Linked DNA regions of Homo sapiens: region 2 is linked to region 1. A link is a contact called in ENCODE Hi-C data. All regions are on one chromosome and are shown on one strand. Each heading gives the region's core, a stretch centred on a gene start or an enhancer-like site at or near the end of the contact. The rest is flanking DNA. Distances are from core to core; before and after follow the strand shown. Region 1 has its middle 190 kb from the start of REEP3. Region 2 has its middle 280 kb from the start of REEP3.

The links. Hi-C counts contacts between places; a loop is a spot of excess contacts on that map. Pooled maps may share reads with other maps.
Region 2: a loop to region 1 is called in a map of endothelial cell of umbilical vein, with 8 times the contacts of the local background. The contact joins two enhancer-like sites. A Hi-C loop is called at or near these places in 6 of 168 maps with a recorded cell type or tissue (aorta, ascending aorta, chondrocyte and 3 more) and 8 of 50 pooled maps.

What each region holds. Positions count from the first base shown.
Region 1 is chr10:63,710,640-63,714,120 of GRCh38, forward strand. No RefSeq gene overlaps it. Among named protein-coding and RNA genes, the nearest start is that of REEP3, 190 kb to the left of the region's middle. RefSeq lists an enhancer at 2,637-3,315. Within about 2 kb of position 1,757, at least 33 of the 41 ENCODE cell types and tissues checked have a DNase peak (open chromatin) inside an H3K27ac peak, as active enhancers do; they include ascending aorta, endothelial cell of umbilical vein, heart right ventricle and 1 more, where a contact is called at or near this core.
Region 2 is chr10:63,797,713-63,801,207 of GRCh38, forward strand. No RefSeq gene overlaps it. Among named protein-coding and RNA genes, the nearest start is that of REEP3, 280 kb to the left of the region's middle. Within about 2 kb of position 1,704, at least 14 of the 41 ENCODE cell types and tissues checked have a DNase peak (open chromatin) inside an H3K27ac peak, as active enhancers do; they include ascending aorta, endothelial cell of umbilical vein, heart right ventricle and 1 more, where a contact is called at or near this core.

The DNA of each region.
Region 1 (3,481 bases), core at 507-3,006:
CCAAGAAAATGAATCTTTTAGAATATGGCAAGTTATGTTTTAGGGGAAGGACTCTACCTCCTTATTGCTTTCCATGTGGAGAGAGGATCAGAACAACTTATCAGTGGGGATGGAAATAGGTACTGGGGCACCAGGCAGTCTGAGTTATGTGTTAGATGTTCTGAGAAGTTGTCTGGGAAAGCCAGCTTTCCAGTTCTGGAGATTTGAGGACTGTGGAGAGTGGTAGCTCATATGAGTAGGGTGGGAAAGAAACTGCCAGTTCTGTGGGAAGCTAAATTTAGGGCAGCCCACCCCACTGGGAGAAGGGGGGAAGCCCCTGTTCCACTTGGCTTGTCCAAGCCACCCCAAGTGACCTCCCAGAGTCCCTTTTAGACAACTTTGCTTGTCATACACCAAACTAAACCCTTGACCCAGCCAGTTGCTTAAAATCCTTCATCTGCTTCACCACTGCCTTCAGGGTAAAGTCCAAGGAGTTGGTTGTCCGAGAGTCACCATCTGGCCCAACCCAACTATTTGGTCTTTCCGTGTCACCCTCCACCTTATACTGTAAACTCCAACTGTCCTGGATGACCTGCTGTGCTCCAAGCATTTCATGTAACAAAAGCTTTCAGTGTCTGGAAGACTTTTGCACCATGCGTCTTCCTGGAATGTATCTTGCTGAGCACTCTGTCCCCCAAATTTTGTCATGATCAAAGCCTGCTCATCATCTGTTTCAGCTCCACTGTTTCTCTCTCTGGAAAACATTCCCAGATCTTTAATCCCCATACCCTGCATAATTAATCATTGCTTCCTCAGAGTTCCCATGGCACTTGGTTCACACTGCTAGCATGCACTTATCACCTTGTTAAGCAACACATCCACGGCCTCCCCTAGATTACCAGTTTCCTGAGCACAGAGACCTTGTCTTACTTGTCTTTACAGCTTAAGCCGTACTGGGCTGCTCTCCATGGGACTGAGCCTGCTGGCCGCACTGTGGCATCCTGCCCTTTATTCTGTATTAGGGAGCATACCTTACGGCCAAGGCTTACTGAGCAGTTGTACAGGCCTTTCCCTGGTGATAAGAGAATCTGAAGAGGACTAGGTACACCTTGTCAAAATGCTGGAATTTGTATCCAGGTTGGAGAGTGCCTAACACATTTGGGAAGAAACAAAATTGGGGTAAGAAGCAGCCCGATTTTTTAAAATAAGTTCTTAAAGGGTCAGTGGGACCGAATGCCTTGAGGAATAGCTACTGATACAGAAGATGACCTAGTTTGTAAAAAGAACAGCATAATATTTTAAATAAAGGTTTTCCTCCTTTTGACCTTTTTCCAGTATGACTGTATTGCTGTTAACTTTATTACTGAAGCTTAATGCCCACGATACCAGGAAGCACTTCTAGAAACAGCTGTGAATGTGGCCATTCATGGGTTTTGCCCCCACCATCAGGGCATGTGGGGAGGGATTTCTGTTTCCGCTGCCATGGTGCCTGTGTTTTTCCTGTGAGTACTAATGAAAGGCCCTTAAATTAGACCACACAGAGTTAAGGGAAATTGTTTATTCCTTCATTTTCATCATACCAAGGAACTTCAGAGATTTGGATCTATACACTTTGACCTCTAAGGAGTTTTAGAACAAAGGTGTGATGTCCAGAAAGATAAGAATCAGCAGGTCACATGGCTTTTCTGAAGGTTTATTCAGTCATCCCAGGACATCTAAAGGCAGGCAGATGCCAAAGTACACACGGGGCATTGGGTGTGAGCCTGATGAGAGCAGAGACCGGGAGGCCTAATGGAGGGGCTGGCACAGTGACAGTCTTCAGGACTAGTCTGGCCTGTGCAGCAGCTGCACATGTTCCTGGGATCAGAGCCAGCTGGTGGCTCATGGCAGTGGTTTCTGGGTCCTGGCTCCACCCCAAGACAGGCTCGAGCTCCTTAGCCCTGACCTGGCAATAGCTTTGTTCTGGCTTCACACTGAAGTTTGGCTGCTGAGCCAGAAGGTGAAGGCAGAACCTTGCACTGTCACCCATGCCCTCCTTCCAGCCTGATACACGGGCTGCCCCAGGCAGGGCCAGGGACCAGTGGGAAAAACCAGTCCTCCGGGGTGAAACTTCCATCATCCTCAAAACTTTTGTAGTGGTCTTGCCCTCTTTGGGTCTTCTGGGGGCACTTCAGTGTTGCTATCTGTGCATAAGGCCTCAGGTTAAAGTAGATGTCATATGGGATGGAGCAGAAATCTGGCAGGAGATGCCCTGGCTGTAACAATCCAGAAACATTCAGAGATGACTCTGAGACTGGATTTCAAAACTGGCTTTGGTTTTGCAAGAAATGCCACCCCAGATCTGGTTCTCCAAAATACAGTATCAGGAAACCCACAAAATAAGATGGATTTTAATCTCTATTAGAACATTTCCCAAACATTCCAAATAAAACATCACTAGTGACACTATTGGATATTGATGCTTTCAGTCTTTCCTCAAGTGTGGATAAAGCATCTTCAGAACATTTTAGTAGCTTTATTGATTGGAACAGGCAATCTAAGTAAAAGCAAAGTGCTTGCTATGCAAATAAAGCTTCTAGACAAGACTCCAGTCTCCCTCTGGCAGCAGCTTGCCATCCCAAACCCCTCCCATCTGGGACTCTGAAATCTGCTTTTAAAATACAGTCTGTATTTGCATGTCCCAACACCCCCCTCCTTGTTTTAGTCTAATTCTCCCAGGTTGAGAGAAACACAATAAAGGAAATTTTGTTGTTGTTGTTTTCAGTGCTTCCTTTTCACAGACTCTTTTTTTGGAAACCGCAACCTCGGATCCCAGCAGAGCTTCCTGGGGACTTGAAGAACATCAATCAGTTTCGCAGCTGGAGGCCGAGGCTTTCCTCAGGGAAGACTTTTTACATAAAACAGATTGTACTTTGTCCTTGCCAGGGCAGACAAAGATTTAAATTAAATATGCAGAAAGCTCCAGTTGGCTGCCTGCCACAGCCTGGGAGAGGGGGAAGGGAGATTGTGTCCCCACTCTCCTTCCTTTCTCTCTAGTTGTTTCTTTTTCCCATTTCTGTTATTACAGTGATAGGAGCCAGCAGTTAAGAGACTTGGGCTTTAAGCTGGGATTTTCTGTAAATTCACTGTGTGATGTGATACAAGTCACTCAGCCTCTGGGACCTCAGTTTCCTCTTCTACAATGAAGAGTTTGAATGAGATGATCTTTGAAAGTCTTTTCCGTATTTAACCTTCCAAGTTATCTCCAAACTCAGATGCATGCTTTTCCAGCAAATACCCTAAGCCTCATCTATGAGTAATGCATCCTCACTGTTCCTGGGGTGACTGGAAGGACCTGGCCTGTTTTCCCATACACCTCACGGGCCAAGCAGTCACGTTATAAGGGAGGGAGGCCCAGTAAAACATGGTAAGTGGCAACTGACTTTGTATCTCAGTTTTAGGGAGTATAAGAGAATGGTGGGGATTGTGGCAAACTGAAGAGAAAGAGTCTTCCCAAAAAGGG
Region 2 (3,495 bases), core at 454-2,953, 87 kb after region 1:
GATGTTTATTTTGGGTTGTATTAAAAGGTTTATTTAGTGACTTGGATAAATGATTTGGTCAAGAGTAAGAGTTTGGAACATAAAGATATAAGAGAGGTCTAGAAGTGATGTGGGACCACAGATGACAAAATGATTAATTTCCTACAGGGGTTAAGGGGGCTGCACAGACGGAGTGACATCCCAACCTTGTTTTCAAAGAGCTAGACCAGAGACAGGGTGGAGAGATCATTTTGAGCTGAGCCACAGAGACCAGGGTGGAGGAGATGAAGATTTACTTATTCTTTGAGGCTCAGTTTCCTCTTTTGTAAAATGATGTCTGTAAAACTTTTTTTTTTTTTAAGGAGTCCACTCTGTCGCCCAGGCTGGAGTGCAGTGGCGCGATCTCAGCTCACTGCAACCTCTGGCTCCGAGGTTCAAGCGAGTCTCCTGCTTCAGCCTTGATGTCTGTAAAATCTATCTTGAAGAAAGGTGGAAATGTTGGGGAGATTAGAAAAATAGTACTGTCACCCCACAGGTGCTCAAGAAACGATAGTGCTGCATAATTTTTTGTGACAGGATGGCTCTTTGTTCTATGAGGCACAAGGCAGGCATGACAAGTGTGAGACACCCTTGGGAGTCAAAAAATATTTTAGGGAGGGCTGAGTTTACTGGATCAGTTTACCATTGTGAAATAAAAGTCCTTGGACTCCAACAGGGTTTGGAGTCCCTCTCTCTGAGTGTTTTTTAAGGCATGGATTATTCTGTCTTGACCACATTTCTAATCTAGTAACCACAGCCTCATCTCCACTTCTTCCTGCTTTGAATTTTGTCCTCCAAGGGCCACTTAAATGAGAAGCCTGTCCCACTCACCTTGTCTAGCATTCAGTGTGTATCTCATGCCACCTCTCTGCACTGACCTAATCCATGTTGACCATTTTCTGTGTTTCAGAAGATGGACTCAGCTTAGTACCTGGCACATAACAATAATCCCAAAGACCTTGATGCTCAGAGATGCCTGGGCTAACTTATTTATCTTCAGGCCACTGTCTTCACAATTATATAACCACAGGGGAGAAAGCCAAGAGCATTGTTACAGGATCTCTGGGTTGTAATGTGATAGGCGTCCTTTCAACATGGCATCTATGGAGCCATAGATGTTGTGCTGGAAGGAGCTTGGAAGTTCATTGAGCCTAGCCTTGTTGTTTCAGTAATAAAAAAAAACTGAGGCAGAAGTGGGTAGAAGAAATATCTAGAAGTAGAAGCCAGGTCTCCTGGTTCCCAGGACAGGGTCCTTTATATCCTATCCCCTCTAGGCTGTAATATATAGCAACGGTAAAATACAGACTCAACTTTCTCGGTCTTACAAGTGGCAGGCTGTTGCTGGCCTCAAGTGGTGAATCCACTGATAGGGAAAAATAAGAATTTTGTAAACTCTCAGAAAGTTCGTCTTTGTAATAACAGTCCCCTAAACTCTGTTGTTCTTGGAAGTACAACAAAGTCCAGGCTGAGACCATGGAACTGGACTCAAGTCAGGATTTATGTCACACAGTCTATGTATTTCCCACTCAGTGCCAATTATTCATTCCTCCCATTCAAACGAAAATAAATAATAAAACCACAGACAGCGAGCAGTGTGAAAAAAGCCTTGACTGAGAGTGGGAAAGCTATGACCATCCTGTGAAAACATTTACTTCCTGGAGAGAGATCCAGCAGTACTGTGTGTTCCTTCCGGGGGTGGGGCTGGAGGCTGCCTGACGTGATGGGAACTTAAATGTAAAAGAGGTAGCTGTGTCGTATCTTCTTTGTTGAGAAGATAAAAGTTCATTCACTGGGAAAAACAGCCGCAGCTCCTTTTTTGTTTGTTTGTTTCTTCTTCAACTTTTATTTTAAGTTCAGGGGGAAATGTACAGGATGTGCAGGTTTATTACATAGGTAAACGTGTGCCGTTGTGGTTTGCTGCACAGATCATCCCATCACCTAGTAAGCCCGTCATCCAGCAACCATTAGCTGTTCTTCCTGATGCTCTCCCCCGCTTCCCCCTCTGACAGACCTCAGCATATGTGTTGTTTCCTGCTATGTGTCCATGTGTTCTCATTATTCAGCTCCCACTTATAAGTGAGAACATGCAGTGTTCCTTCTAAGGTGGTATTTCCAACACGTAGAATGCTCAGGGAGGGAAAGTCAGAGTTGGATGCATACTATAGAAGGGTTGCAATCTATTCCGATACCTCTTCCCAAGCCTAGTTCCTGGGCTACTGAATTTTTATTTAAGATCCTTGAAGGCAGTGATATGAGATGGAAAGAAATCCTAGGCCTTCCACTGCCACGTGCTAGCTGAGTGACCCTGGGCATGTGATTGAAGAGGACTGAGCTGGCATCCTCACTTGTGAAAATGGGATAGCAAGGTCTTCCTTATAGGACTTTGGTGAGAACTAAATGTGACAAAGTATGGAAAAATGCATAATGCTAGAAACATAGTGAGCAGTCAATAATAATGATGAAATATTTCACTTTTAGAGGATGATACAGTGGACACCACTGTAACTCTCAACTCTCAGCATAATTCAACTCTCAGCATAATTAAGAAAACATAAAGCCCTGATTGCATTTCTCTTTCCCTGGCAGGTAAGCACAGTCCTGTGTCCTGTATTGGTACCTACATTCCCATGGATGTCTTTATACTTTTACTAAAAATGATATAAAGAATACTGTTTGGATGTTTTTAAATATGATAACATGCTCTATATATTGTTCCAAAGCTGCATTTTTTTTGCTTCAGAATTAGGTTTGTGAGGTTCATACTTGTTGATCTGTATAGCTCTAATTCATTTCATTTTCAGAACTTACTTGCTCATTCTCCTGATGGATATTTACGTTGTTTCAAGTTTTTTCCTACTACAATTAATGCTACAATCACGGTAGTTTTTGTGTGCCGTTTTTTTCTCATTTGTAAAAGAAAATCAAACCTCTGTGATGTACTGCCTGTATCATAATATCCCGTACAATGACATTTTTAGAGCATTTTCCAGTTTATAAAATGCCTTTCCATTCATTGTAGCCTACTACAGGTGGAGACCAGATTCATACTGAGGTTTTCTGGGTCTCAAACCAAGAATCATTATGCTGTGACAAGCTCTTTATAAACTCTGAAGATTTTCACCAATATAAAATGGCATCATCATTGCTAGAAATTAACTGTTGCAATAGCTTAAAGCCCACTTATTCTGTCTGCTTATCTTTTAAACAGGGTTTCAGATTCCACAGCTGAAGTTTCCCAAACCAAAATCTTGCAAAACAAATTCAATTTTCAATTTTCCTCTCTGAGGTAGAAAACATCCCCTTGCAATAACCTTGGCATTTGCTGCCTGGTCAATGTGGCTTTTTAGTGAGTTTCTCTATAATCAAGGTTTCCATGGATTTTTTAAAGTTGAGCTTTTCCAACTATTAAATTAATACAAGATTGTTATTAAAGATTTGGAAACTGTGAATACAGCCAGAAGAAACGCTTATTCAGAA